Regions from separate parts of the Homo sapiens genome. Here region 1 is linked to region 2. Evidence: read pairs that join two places in POLR2A ChIA-PET (ENCODE). Cell type or tissue: PC-3. All regions are shown on one strand. Links, peaks and the distances in the headings refer to the core of each region. The heading gives the core; the rest is flanking DNA.

Region 1 (7,805 bases), core at 1,231-6,230, 720 kb after region 2:
GTTGTTGGCATTTAACTTTAGTTCCTTACAGAGCCACTTGGTCTTCTGGTGATATACCTAATCATAGTGACTTTTTCAATTATGTGTCATGGACTTTCCCATTGTCTTTAGAAAACCCTATTCGCATTCATAGCATATTTGCAACAGGAGAAGAAAAAAATGATTAGTTAACAGCATTTTTCTTAACATTCCCTAGGAACAGTTTTAATATAGTCATGTGTTGCTTAACAACAAGAATATGTTCTGAGAAATGTGTCATTAGTCTATTTCATTGTTGTGCAAACATCATAGACTGTATTTACACAAGCCTAGATAATATAGCTTACTGTGTCCCTAGGCCATATGGTATAGCCTATTGCTTCTAGGCTACAAACCTGTACAGCATGTTACTGTACTAAATACTACAGGCAACTGTAACACAATGGTAATATTTATGTATCTAAACATAGAGAAGGTACAGTTAAAATATAGTATAAGAGATAAAAAATGGTATACCTGTATAGGGTACTTACCATGAACAGAGCTTGCAGGAGTGAAAATTGCTCTGGGTGAGTGAGTGAGTGAGTGAGGGCTGAATGAATGTGAAGGCCTAGGATATTACTATACACTACCACAGACTTTATAAACACTGTATACTTAGGCTACATTAATTTATCTAAAAATTTTTTCTTCTTCAACAATAAATTAACTTTAACTGGTTATAACATTTTTACTTTATAAACTTTAATATTTTAACTTATTGACTCTTTTGTAATAACATTTAGCATAAAACAGAAACAGAATATACAGATGTACAAGAATATTATTTTTCTTTTTAATTAATTAATTTATTTTTTTGAGACAGAGTCTTGCTCCATCACCCAGGCTGTAGTGCAGTGGTGCCATCTCAGCTCACTGCAGCCACCACTTCCCGGGTTCAAGCGATTCTCCTGCCTCAGCCTCCCGAGTAGCTGGTAGCTGGGACTCCAGGCACGCACCCCATGCCTGGCTAATCTTTTTTTTTTTTTCATTTTTTAGTAGAGACGGGGTTTCACCATGTTAGCCAGCATGATCTTGATCTCCTGACCTCGTGATCTGCCTGCCTTGGCCTCCCAAAGCGCTGGGATTACAGGCGTCAGTCACCGCGCACGGCCCAAGAATATTATTTTTCTTTATATTCTACTTCCATAGGATTTTTCCTATTTTTTAAGCTTTTTAGTTTCAGTTTTTTTAATTTTTTGTTAAAAAAAAAAGACATAAACATTGATTAGCCTCAGCCTACACTGGGTCAGGATCATCAGTATCACTGTCTTCCACCTCCACATCTTGTCCCACTGTAAGGTGTTCAGCAACAATAACATGCACGGACCTGTGATCTCCGATGATTACAATGCTTTCTTCTGGAATCCCTCCTGAAAGACCTGTCTGGGGCTCTTCTTGAGGAGGTGTCAGTCTTTTCTGAAATACGTTCATGTTGGTTTGCTTAGTTTGTTTCTTTTTTAATCATAGATTTGCTTGTAAGCAGATAACACACCATGACCTTTTGGTGTTGGTGGTCCATGTTTTTAAACTTTTTAAGGAGCTTGTTGAGGTCTGCAAAAGCTTCTACTAAACTCTTCATTGTGGATTTTTTTTAAGGGTTATTCCGCTTTTTCTTCTCCTGCACTTCCCTTTCCTCTTGCCTCTTCTTGAGCAATGCATTCCTATTCCAATTCCAACTTCTCATTAGTCAGTTCCTTAGGAACCCCCTTTAGGAGCTCCTCAATATCATCCTTCTCCACACCCAGGTTAAAGTTACTTGCTATCTCAATCACAGCCTTTTCAATTTTTACAACCCTCTCACTCTTGGCAAATTCTCTGTAGTCATGAGCAAAACTCTTGAATATTTTCTTCCAGATGCCATTCACACATCCCTGGGTGATATCACCCCAAGCCCAAGCAAGTTTCTTGATGCAATCATAGATGTTGTAATCCTGCCAGAATTGCATGAGTGTCTTCCTCAGTTGCAGCAATAGCCTGGGCAGAGGTCCTACTCAGGCAATAAGGCTTAGAAATCACTATGAATCCTTGACCCACTGTTTGGGTCAAAGAATTAGCATTTGGAGGGACAGGCATCACTTTGGTATGAGGATGAAGATCACCAATAAAGGAGGATGTGCAGGAGCATTCTCAACAATAAGCAAAATCTTGAAAGTATGTTATTTTCCAAACAGTACTTCTCCATTTTGCTGACATGGCAATTCAGAAGGGAATTTTGGAAATGGAGCTGACTGATCCATCACTTCTTATTACTCCGGTTGTACACTGGCAATATGTTCTTACTGATATGCTTGCAGGCCCTGTAACACTCACCGTGCCAGACCACAAAGGGCTCAATGTGTAATATACAACACTACCTTCCAAATACGACTGTTATCCTGTCCTTAGAGAGCTAGAAATTTGGCATTGACTTGGTCTTATGGATGAAAGTCCCTTCATGCATTCACTTCCAGAATAGAGATGTTTCAGCCATACTCCAGATTTGCTCCAGCAGGTAAATTTTCTCTACAATTAGCTTATCTAGAATTTCCCCAATTTTTTCAGCTGCCTTCATATGAGCACTTAGAAACTCACCAGTTACTTTCCTGTTAGGTAATGAGTAATGATTCTTGAATCATTTAAACCACCCAGACCTAGTAGTAAATTCAACAACACAGTCAAGTCAAACCTTCTCTTTCATCACTGCAAACAACTTTTTGCTTTGGTCATGATTATCATGGTGCTAAGAGGAGTACACTTCTGTGTCTGGCCTTCAGTCTACATGATTAGAAGTTTCTCCATATCTGATATAGGCCCTTCCCAAATTTTTGTTAGTCTCATTGCCTTCAGTGAAGGAGATTATCTCAGAGCTTCTATTAGTTAGTTCTTGTACTTTAAGATCATAGTTATAGTGGAATGAGATCTGTCTGACAGGTGAGCAGTAATCATCATTGATGTTCTACCTTTGTAGTTCTTAATCACTTCTAATTTTGTTTTCAGGTCAATCACTTGTTGTAGCTTCTTACTGGCAATATTAGCAGTAGGCTTTTTATACTCAGAGGCCCTGATGAACAAAACAAAATGAGATTAAATCAAGCACAAAAGAAAATGATGTAATTAAGAGACACAGTAAATAGGAGAAATATGATCCTGCTGCTAGAATAACATAGCACACTGTTTTAATAAGTAGGAGGAGCATATTCCCTCTACTAGATATTCCTGCTGCTAGAATAACACAGCATACTTTTTTAATAAGTAGAAGGAGCATATTCTAAAATGACAGAAAAAAGTCACTACGTATAACAGTAACATAGTTGTTTATTGTCATTACTTAGTATGATGTACCACACATAATTGTATGTGCGACATTTTATATGACTGGAGGCGTACTAGATTTGTTTATGCTAGTATTAACCACAGATGTGTGACTAATGCATTGCACTACAATGTTATAATGGCTAAGACATTACTGATAGAAAGTCTTCAGCTTCGTTATGATCTTATGGGACCACCACGGTATATCGTCAACCAAAACATTGTTATGTGGCCCATGACTGTATATGGAACAAAATCTCCTTGCAATACAGTTTAAAATAACTGCAGAAGAAATTCCTATTATTCAACACTAGTTTATAACCAATATTGTATTATTTTTACTTGGTAAAACACATCATGTACATTTTTTTGTTTAATCATTGTGGTAACAAGCTTATTATTTCCACTTTCTAGATGGAGGGCATTAAGTTCAGAGAGACTATGACTCACCAGCCGCAAAGCCAACACTAGAACCCTGGTCTACTTCGTCTCCCTCTTGGGTTCCTTTCTTCCTATCACATTGTGTCCCTCCCATTAAAGGCTTTACTTTTCATGGTGAGGTAGAGATAATAATGATAATTATAATGATGGGAATAATGTGTGTTCAAAGTGTTTTATATCTAACACTTTTATTTTTATTTCTGCAAAAAAGGCTTTACTTTATGCCCAAACATAAATAAGAGGTCATGTTTCGTGATCTAGAAAAGAGAAATTGTTCTTCCAATATTTGCCTAGGCTATTTTCTTCCACACAATGAAATATTTTTCTATGCTGTTTTCTTAAGTGTAAATAAGGTTACAAGAGAGAGTATTCAACCAAAACAATTATAATTGGCTACAAACATAATCCAATAACCTCATTTGACCCATATTGTTAAAAGAGTTAATTGGACCTGCACAGCCACCAGCTAAATGTGTTGCTGTAGGCAAACAGTGAATCCAATTTCCTCCATAAACATAGCTCTGCAGAAGTGGAGTACATGAAGGGCACAGGAGAGAAGATTCTAGGGTGTAAGCTACAAAGATTATCCATTTGTTTCCAGTTATCTGATCTTACCAGTTCAGAAAGAATAAAGAGAGAGAATATTTATATATCTATCATCTATATATCTTTTTAATAGAAACAAGTAAACAAAAAGAAATAATAACTTGAATTACAAACAAGCTTAACTCAAATTAGCAGAAAAGAGCTCCCCTTCTTTCTGCCTCAAACATCTACTAAACATTGCACCTAATATAATATCTTTATGTATTAGTCTAGAGGAGAGGGGTGTTTTTGTCCCCATAATTGCTTTTTTTCGGTCTTCTGGGTACATCAACATGTTTTTCTCTCTAACAATTCAGAATACAGTAAGACTTTTTAAAAATATCTTGCTGACTTAGTAGTGCTGCCTTTCAGGTCAGTAGTAACCTCATCGGGGGTCTTAGAAAGATATACGTGTGTATGGATTTGTGTTCCCACTGTATTCCTCATTCACACTGCAACCTGGGCAAGTTAGGGAGCATTTTTAAGTCTTTCTTTGTTTGCCCCTGAAAGAGAGTCATAACTGTGTCTTTATTTTACTCATGGGGCCAATAAAAGATTAAATGTAAATGGATTCTTCAAGTTTAAAATACACACAGATGTGAGAAAGTATTCAACAAATAAATTCAACAAACAATAATGTAAATAAGTACAAAAGAGAAAAGTTACTTCCAAATGCAAGTGATTTTTCAATCTCTTAGAACCTAAGTTATGTCTCAACAGCGAATTTCCAGGAAAATCTCTCCCTTGAGTGTTTTCTGATGATATTTTAAAAATTCAGATTTTAGGTGTTGTGGCTTTTAAATACCCTTTATAATTGGGGCTCTCGCCAGATTCAAATGGCTAGTCATTTAATTAGTCCAAATTAGTAAGCTTATATGCCAGCCACTTTTATGGTCTGAGTTGACAAGCCTCAGAATTGGAAATTTATGTTCATAAACTCCATTTTCTTATGGAAAATAACGCATTTTCCTCTGTACATTTTATTAATAACTTCTGCTTTCCAAGATGTTCCTTAAATGAAGAAGAGGAGAAAGAGAATACTGGTCCCTCCAAGCTCTGTGTTAGACCATTTACAAATGCTAAGTGTTTGAGCTTTCCTTTAACATATTATTCAGTGTTCAGTAACCCATTTGTGTCTCAGAAAAGAAACCATCCCCTTACTTGCTTTGGGGATCTTAAATCCGCAAAGTACTTTGCACAGTTAGTGTTCAACCTTATATTTGCCAAATCTCTCCCTATGTATGTGTTTCTCAACAGTACACTCAGTATTATGATATAAGCAGCAGGAGTCAAAATTAAGGTAATCTTAGTTGTTAGTGTAAAAATAATTGTCATTATAAAAGATTTATGGAGCTTAAAGTTCTGTAGGGGAGATGAACCATGAGCCCAAAAAGTTAATGAACAATGCAAAACATTGTATCATTAAGGAAATCAATTTGTAAACCTATTTGTCAAAGTTATAGTAATGGAGAAAAGAGAGAATACAAAACTCAGTAAAAACTTTTTGGAGGTGAGACATGAATTGAGCCTGGTGCTGCAGGAAGAGGGGTAGCTGGGATATAAATAGAATAAAATGTGAGAAAAGAACTTCCAGATTGGGTTTCAATGAGGGACCACAGTGCATAGCTATTGATGCAGTTGGGTGAGTATAGCACACTACTCTTTTTTGTCTTTTTCTTTAAATGAAGGTAAATTCATGCATGTGAATGATTTGGAATTTTCCTAGTTTATGTACCCTCAATGAGCATGTAAGTGTTTTGTCTGAATTTAATTCCCTTCTTGGCATAGAAATCTACTTCTTGAAATACTCCTCCCTAGCTCAAGTTATAGTGTCTAAGATTTCCCTCCCTCCCCCAAACCCTCCTGAATATATAAAACTGCTGGCCATACTTGATTGGTTCAGGATAGGACTCTGACTTTACCTCAACAAATGAGTCACCTATCAAATATATTTTTTAAATCTTGGAACAAGGGAAATCGTTAGGTCAGTTTCTCCCTATGATCTGTAAGATGTGAAAGGCAGATGCTCTCAATAATCATGTGTTTGGTCAAGAAGAAAGCTTCTATGACGTAGTAGAGAAGAATGAGGTTGATGCAGAGAGAAATGGGGATGAGGATAAAAGAGAGAGAGAGAGACAGAGACAGAGGGATGATCTTAAGAATCTCAATGGTTGTGTTCTTTCTATGACCCAACCACAATCTTGTTCTTGGTTAAATTTTTTAGTGCTTACAAGTAAAAATATACTAACTTATTAGCAAATAAACAATGATATGGAAACACCAAGTTCAGCCTGTGCTTGTCCACAAATACCATTGTGAAAAGTGAGGTAACTCAGACACAGAAAGACAAATAACACACGTTCTCACTTATAAGTGGGAGCTAAATAATGTGTACAAATGGACATAGAGTGTTCAGTGATAGCTAACAGGGACTTAGAAGAGAGAGGGGTTGGAGGGGGATAATGAGAAATTACTTACTGGGTTCAATGATCAGTAATCAGGTGATGGATACACTGAAAGCCCTGACTTCACCACTATGTAATATGTCCATGTAACGAAATTACACTTGTACCCCATAAATTTATACAAATAAAAAATTAATAAATAATAAAGATATCCCTTCTGGTTGCCTCATAGCCATAGGACTTATCAAATGGAACACATAATGTCTTCCAGCGCCTATTCACCCTCCCCTTAACTTATTGTCTTTGTGCAATAAGCAATCTATATAACCAGTCACAGCAAGCTTAGATTTCCGGGATCTTTAGCTTTTGTTGTAAGGACCATTTTGGTTTAATGATTCCTCTCTATTTTCTATTAAATAAAAACTCCACTCACTTATTTGTTACAAAGAAGTCACAACATCCTGGGGTGTTCACCTGAAATACATACCACTGGTATGAAGCCCTCCGATCCCCAGGAAATGGGTTCATGATCACTTTCTTTCTGTGATACCCCCTGCAACAACATAACATGACAACATTTCTATTTTTAATGAGGGAAGGAATTAGCAATGGGTATGAATGAAAAATGTGGGCAAAGAAGAGCCAGTCCTATTTGCCTTTAGTCTTATTATTTGAATAGTCTATGCAGGAAAATGTAACCTGGTTCCTGAGTTATGAATAATTCTGGCAGTTACACTAAGCCAGGACACCAAATAGTGTTTCTAGACAAATTGAAAATGGTATGTACACATTATATTGCAGCACCAAATGAGGTCATAATGCAAACAGAATGCTGGTTGCAGAAATTGTTATCCCTTAGCAGGTTTGGTCATGCCCTAAGGCCTCTATAAACAGAAGAAGCCCTCCCCAAGTCTTGGGAAAAGGCTAGGACATTATATTTTGTGTGTAGAGGTGAGAGGCTTATAGTGGTAAATTCTTCAGCATACATTTTTGCATGATTTGTAAATATTTTTAAAAAGAATAATATAATTTAGCTTGTCAGCTCTGGGATGAAAGAAGCCA
Region 2 (7,805 bases), core at 1,397-6,396:
TTCCTTAATAATGAAAATATAAGTAGAATTTATTTTAGATAAATGATCACATATTTTAAAATATAAAAAAAAGTAAATTTGCAGGTAAGTATGTATGCAACCAAATATATCACAAAAAAAGAGAGGAATGGAAAACAGAACGAACATTGTCAAATATTTAGAATGTTGAGTGTTATACTGTCACAAAATAATAGCCATGTACTTGGGATAAACAACCAAAACTTTCTGGAAAACTCGTACAGATGGAAACACATACAGATGGAAATAGAGGTGATAAAAGAAAAATCATAGAGGTCTGTTGTGGAATTCTTCCATACCTATTAATTCACACTTTCAACCTATTCCCTTCACAGTGTATTTTCAGAAACTGCTTTTAAATGCAATTCAGTTTAATTTGTCACAGACAGAAGATCAAAACCAATGCTAGGAAGGTCTACTCTGCTTTTGTTTACTTGAGAAAATTTTAACGATAATATTTTCTCACTCTCTTAAGAGTAAGTGCTGTTACATTTTGGACATTTCATATGTGCCTGACATTGTGCTAAAGTCATTCAATGTATTAGTGCATATTATTTTTACACAAACCTCTAAGTGCTTTTATTATTCCCATTAAAGAGCGTAAATGGGATTCTTACTCCAAAGTCGGGTTTTTAGGAGTGAACTTTACAGTTTGTAAAAAGCTGTGATGCTATGATTATGAGGCCCATTCTAGTTTATGTCATATGCTACACTTGCATCCCAAGGACACTGTGCTCAACCTCATGCCTATCCTCTGCAGCATGTAGAATTTGAGCAGGAATGTATGCAAAGTTCACATACCCTCATACCTGCATAGATCTTCCAAGCACTGACATTCTGCTATTTAGACAAGAGAGCACATGAAGCTTCTCTGTAAGTGGCCATCTTCTGCAATTCTGCTTTGTGATACGTCAAACGTTAATGATATTTCTATTTGGTTTCTACCAACTTAAAAAATGTCCAGATGGGAACACCGTCTAAACAGTGATGGTCTGCTGTTTAGATACCACCAGCTTTTAATACCTGCTTATTTTCCTCTTATTCTTTATTTCCTTCTAACTGCTCAAAATGTTCACCTTTAGGTCAGAAATTGATCCTTACATAATTGTGCATTTTGTTCCCCACTTACTAGTTTGTTGTTTAAACTCTATTTAAACTCTGTTTTCTAAGCATTAATTCTTCATATTTAAAACCAAATTTTAAAATTAAAATAAATAAAATTGGGAGGCAGGGCAGAAAGAATCACAGTTTTTCTTCCCAAGCACCAGACTCCTAAAAATTAAAAACAAACAACAACAACCATTAAGAAACAGTTACAAATTTACCAAAGTATCCCTAACAAACTAAAAGTTGACATCCGACTCCTGGTTCTTTGTGTTTTATCCTACCTTGATGGTAGTGCACATATTAAGCCTTCACATATGCTTAAGTAGGAGAGGAGGTGGAGGGAAAACGATAAGGTGAAAACAGTTGAAAACAAGAAAGCATACAAAAAGAATTAAATACCTTGGAATACAGCTAACAAGGGAAGTGAAGGACCTCTTCAAGGAGAACTACAAACCACTGCTCAAGGAAATCAGAGAGGACACAAATAAATGTAAAAACATTCCATGCTTATGGACAGGAGGAATTAAAATCTCGAAAATGGCCATACTGCCCAAAGTAATTTGTAGATTCAATGCTATTCCCATTAAACTACCATTAATATTCTTCATAGAATTAAACGATTTTAAAATTTGTATGGGGCCGGGTGTGGTGGCTCATGCCTATAAGTGTAACACTTTGCGGGGCTGTGGTAGGCAGATCACTTGAGATCAGGAGTTTGAGACCAGCCTGAACAACATGGTAAAACCCCATCTCTACTAAAAATACACACACAAAAATAGCCAGGCGTGATGGCACACACCTGTAATGGGAAGATCACTTGAACCCGGGAGGTGGAGCCTGCAGTGAGCCGAGATCACAACACTGTATTCCAGCATGGGTAACAGAGAGAGACTCCATCTCAAAAAAATAAATAAATAAATAAAAATAAGATAAAATTCGTATGGAACCAAAAAACAGCTCATATAGCCAAGACAATCCTAAACAAAAAGAACAAAGCTGGAGGCATCATGCTACCAGACTTTATACTACAAGGCACAATAACCAAAACAGCACGGAATTGGTCCAAATAGAGACACATACACCAATGGAATAGAATAGTGAACTCTAAGACCACACATCTACAACCATCTGATCTTCAACAAACCTGACAAAAACAAGCAATGGGGAAAGGATTCCCTATTTAGTAAATGGTGCTGGAAGAACTGGATAGCCATATGCAGAAAATTGAAACTGGACCCCTTCTTCACACCTTATACAAAAATTAACTTGATATGGATTAAAGATTTAAATGTAAAACCCAAAACTATAAAAACCCTAGAAGAAAATCTAGCCAATACCATTCAGGACATAGGTATGGGCAAAGATTTCCTGACAAAATCACCAAAAGCAACTGCAACAAAAGCAAAAATTGACAAATGGGATCCAATTAAACTAAAGAGATTCTGCACAGCAAAAGAAATTATCACAGTGAACAGCAACCTACAGAGTGAGCTAAAATGTTTGCAATCTATCCATCTGACAAAGTTCTAATATCAAAAATCTACAAGGAACTTAAACAAATTACAAGAAAAAAACATTAAAATGTGGGCAAAGGACTTGAACAGACACTTCTCAAAAGAAGACATTTATGTGGCCAACAAACGTATGGCAAAAACCTCAGCATCACTGATCATTAGAGAAATATAAACCAAAACCACCATGAGATATCATCTCATGCCAGTCAGAATGGTGATTATTAAAAAGTCAAGAAACAACAGATGCTGGTGAGGTTGGGGAGAAATAGGAACACTTTTATGCTGTTGATGGGAATGTAAATTAGTCCATTGTGGAAGATGGTGTGGCAATTCTTTAAAGACCTAGAACGAGAAATACCATTTGACCGAGTGATCCCATTAGTGGGTATATACCCAAAGGAATATAAATCATTCTATTACAAAGATACATGCACATGTATGTTCACTGTGGTACTATTCGCAATAGCAAAGACATGAAATCAACCCAAATGCCCACCAATGATAGACTGGATAAAGAAAATGTGATAGTTATACACCATGAAATACTATGCCGCTATAAAAAAGAATGAGATCATGTCTTTTGCAGTGACATGTATGGAGCTGGAAGCAATTTTCAGCAAACTAACCCAGGAACAGAAAAACAAACACCACATGTTCTCACATAAGTAGGAGCTAAACAGTGAGAATACATGGACAAAGGGAGGGGAACAACACTGGGTTCTGCTGGCAGGAGGGATGTGGGGAGAGAGAGCTTTAGAAAAAAATAGCTAATGCATGTAGGGCTCAATACCTAGGTGATAGGTTGATAGGTGCAGCAAACCACCATGGCACACATTTACCTATGTAACAAACCTGCACATCCTGCACAGGTACCCCAAAACTTAAGATAGAAATAAAAATAAAACTTAGAAAACAGGAAAGCATAATTTAATATGTAGTAATTATATCCCCACATATGAGGTTCCTCATATAGTCTTCTCAACAAAGAAACTATAGAGTATATATTATTATCTGATATTATCCTAAAGAAAACTAAAACTTAGAATACCTGAGTTTTTAATTCAAAGTTCCTCAACTTTTGAGAGCAGAGCCAGGATGTGCTGCAGTTTCTCAAATTTCATCACTTTGGCTCTAACTATTTACATTACACTGTTCTACTGGTTTTATTTAAGCAGCCTTTGAATTCCATCTAGAAATTAAAACCTATTTGCTTTTTGATAATAAAAACTGAGGTCCCTTTCCAAATTCATTGCTCAAAGTGCAACATTTAAATCATTGTAGTTCACTCTATTTGAACATTTATTCTGTGCCAGATATTGTTCCAAACACTTAATGGGTATTAACTCTTTTAATGCTCACAACAAATACAAGTAGGTGTCTTCTTGTTGTTGTATTTCTATTTTATAGCTCAGAAAATTGAATCAGAGAGAGATTTGAACTTGCCTTAGGTCACATAGCCATATAATGTTAAAGACAGGATTCAAGTCTATGCTATTGGGTGACAGTGCCTATTCATGGTCTGTGATTCTGCCTCCTTTGCATGTCTAACACTCTGGTATCTAGAATTTAGGGTACGTTGTCTGGCAAGCCTTTCCTGATTTATTCAGTTAGTCTTGCTGGTGGATTTTACTGTTATTGGAGTAAGTTCTCATGTCAGACGAATAGCATCTTAGGTCTTGAAGAGACTGGGAACTTTAATATCATCAAGGTGCTAAATTCTACTTCTAGATGTAACAAAATATTCCAAATGACACTGCACAGGCTCACAGCATTAAAGCATCCGTCTGTAAAATATGGGCCACCATCCATCTGAAGCCAATGAAGGATTTTCACTTGGATGCTTCCTGTCCTGGACACAGATTGCTTTATGGTATGGTTGTAGTGCCTGCCCAGTAGGAAGATAAGAATAATGACTTACTATTTTTCTTATTAAACACACACACACTCACACACAAGCATATACACATATACACACAAAAAAGCACTCCTCTTTTGTCTTCCTTGACCATACTATCATTATTCTGTCTCCTTCCTTTGATGTGTTGAGACAATTGTCTGTATTCACTGTCCTCCAATTTTTACCTACTTCTGTTTTCTCTTCAGCATTCTCCAATCATTGCCAATCTCTGAAATCACTTTTCTGATGGATATTTATGGCCACCACTTTACTGAATCTAACAATTAATTCTTAGACCATCTACACTGGCCTATGAATAGTTTGAGTATACATCCTATACTTTTCCTGGGACAATCATATCTCTGTCTATTGTCCTGTTTTAATTATTTATAGCTGCTGCTTTCATTCTGCAATGCATCCAGATTTGGATAATATATTATAAGGTCATTTTAACTCTTAGTACCATATGACCCAATCACTCCATGAAATACTTTTTATACTTGCTCCCCTGTTACCACATGCCTTGTTTCTTCTCCTGGACTTTTTGACTTCTCCTTCTTGGTCTTTGCTAATTGTTCTTCACATTACTCACTCCATGTATTCAAACACCCTAGGACTCAGGAGTTGGAATACCTGAGTCCTAGGTTTCTGTATAACCTTTCCCCCTAGATAGTCATAGTCAATTTTGTGACTTTATGTATGATGATGATAACTCCCAAATTTCCACGTTTGTTTTTTTTTTTTTTTTTTTGAGATGGAGTCTCACTCTGTTGCCCAAGCTGGAGTGCAGTGGTGCAATTTTGGCTCACTGCAGCCTTTGCCTCCCAGGTTCAAGCAATTCTCCTGCCTCAGCCTCCCAAGTAGCTGGGACTACAGGCACATGCCACCACACCCAGCTAATTTTTGTATTTTTAGTAGAGACCCAAATTTCCATCTTTATTCTAACCCTGCTTTTTAATAATTATATTCTTATGCCTAATGTTTAACTCAACATATCCAGCTAATCTGAAATGTAGTATGTCAAAAGAAAATGCTATCACCAACCCACAGCTAATCCTTGCAAACATGACCTCTGCAAATCTGTTTAGTTAATGACAATTTCAGTAGTCAGGGTTCTCCAGAGGGACAGAACCAATAGGATATATGTATATATAAAAGGGAGTTGATTAGGGAGAATTGGCTCACAGAATTACAAGGCAAGGCAGGATAAGCCATCTGCAAGCTTGGGAAAGAGAGAAGCCAGTAGTGGCTCAGTGCAAATTTGAAAGCCTCAAAACTGGAAGCCAACAGTGACCATGGCTGAAGGCCCGAGAGCCCTTGGGAAGCTGCTGATACAAGTCCCAGATTCCAGGTCCCAAAGAACCTGTAGTCTGAGATCCGAGGGCAGGAGGAGCAGAAGTAAGTGTTCAGCACAGGAAGAGCAAAGAGAGCCAGAAGATTAGGCAAGTAAACATCCCACCTTCGTCCACCTTGCCTTTTTCTACCCATGCTGACAGTGATTGGATGGTGCCCACCCACAATGAGGGTACATCTTCCTTTCCTAGTCCACTGACTCAAATGTCAGTCTTTTCTGGCAACATTATCACAAACACACACAGAAGCAATACTTTACCAGCTATCTAGGCATCCCTCAATCCAATCAAGTTGACACTAAATATTAACCATCACACAGGCTATAAATCTTTCAAACTGTAATGCTCTTTTTTTTCCCCATAATATACAATATAAAATCCTCTGTCACACAAAAAAACAGAAAAAAATGTTCTCATTGTTTGCTGTGAAATGCCTAACAGTATCTTATGTGGGCCCATTTTCTCATCTGTTTAACATATGTAGTATGATCTCAAGGGACTGGTGTTCAGTCATGAAAAATCATGAATATTTTGTATTTTAAATATTAAAATATAGTCATGTACTGCATAATGAAATATAGGTCAAGGACAGATCGCATATATGATGGTGGTCCCATAAGATAATAACAGAACAGCACAATTTCTATTGCCTAGTGACATAGGCATTGTAATGTCATAGTGCAGTTATTTTGTTTTCTGTAAATAAATTTATTGTAGCCTAACTGTACAGTGTTTATAAAGTCTACAGTAATGTACAGTAATATACAGTAATATCCTAGTCCTTCACATTCACTTACCACTTACTCACCACTCACTCACCGCTCACTCACTCACCACTCACTCGCTCATTGACTCACCCAGACCAATTTTCAGTTCTGCAAGCTACATCATAGTAAGTTCCCTACACGGTTTACCTTTTTATTTTTTATCTTTTATACCATATTTTTGCTATACCATTTCTGTGTTTAGATATGTTTGGGGACAAACATGATTGCATTACAATTGTATACAATATTCAGTATAGTAACATGCTGTACCGATTTATAGGCTAGAGCAAGAGGCTAAGCCATGAATCTAGATGTGTGGTAGGGTATGCCATGTAAGTTGTGTGAGTGGACTCTATGATGTTCACACAATGACAAAATAGCCTAACAACGCATTTCTCAGAAAGTATCTTGTCTTTAAGTGCCACACGACTCCAAAGCCACATTCTTTAAAAATAGCCAAATCCGCGAGATCAACCCCAGACTGCTGTGAGGGCCAAAGCCTAACAGCCCCCAGGATGTGACTCCAGTACAATGAGCTGACATCCATTTTTAATGATCAATATTTAGGTCACTCTGACTGTAAAATAATTTGACCCTCACTTCTGCTTACCCTTTAGTGGAATCGGAAGAATGAAGTGCCTTAAGCAGCCATGAATAAATCACCAACGCTAAATCCATTATATAAACTTTAGAAGTGCTTTTTAACTAACTTTTAACCAGATACATTTGTCACTTTATTATCTGAATGATTTGTTTTCTTTGGCCATGCTTTGCTATAATTTTTTTAATAGCTGAATTCTTAGGTGACTCAGTAGCATCTTCTACATCACAACTTCAACAAGCTATTTTCATCTATATGCAAATTCTTTCCTACTGCTTTTATGCAAACTCTGCCCCTCTTAGATATGAAATATCAACAAATAACTTCGAACCTGATTTGTTTTCTTCTCCTTTCTCTTCCTCTTCTTTCTTTCTTTTCTTTTTGTGACTGTTTCCTGGGAACAAAGATGATTAAGAAAAAAAACTGATGAATATGTTGCTGTATTATACAAGGTTCTATTGGTTTCTGGGAGCAGGAGCAGAGAGGACTAAGAACTACCTCAATCCAGGCCTTCACAATGAAGGAGAGAAGGAGGGCAAATATGAAGTA

What was found. Peaks named below come from ENCODE experiments on the same cell type or tissue, not always from the same donor. Only the 100,000 strongest peaks of a DNase experiment are listed, where the experiment ranks them.
Region 1: POLR2A ChIA-PET joins it to region 2 with 5 read pairs; 1 of 35 experiments calls an interaction of 5 or more read pairs at or near these places.

Annotation. Positions count from the first base shown.
Region 1 is chr10:107,611,068-107,618,872 of GRCh38, reverse strand. No RefSeq gene overlaps it. Among named protein-coding and RNA genes, the nearest start is that of SORCS1, 450 kb to the right of the region's middle. In PC-3, for the core only: no CTCF peak of the experiment used is centred there; no DNase peak of the experiment used is centred there; H3K27ac peaks cover 1,401 bases.
Region 2 is chr10:108,326,808-108,334,612 of GRCh38, reverse strand. No RefSeq gene overlaps it. Among named protein-coding and RNA genes, the nearest start is that of LINC01435, 260 kb to the right of the region's middle. In PC-3, for the core only: no CTCF peak of the experiment used is centred there; no DNase peak of the experiment used is centred there; H3K27ac peaks cover 588 bases.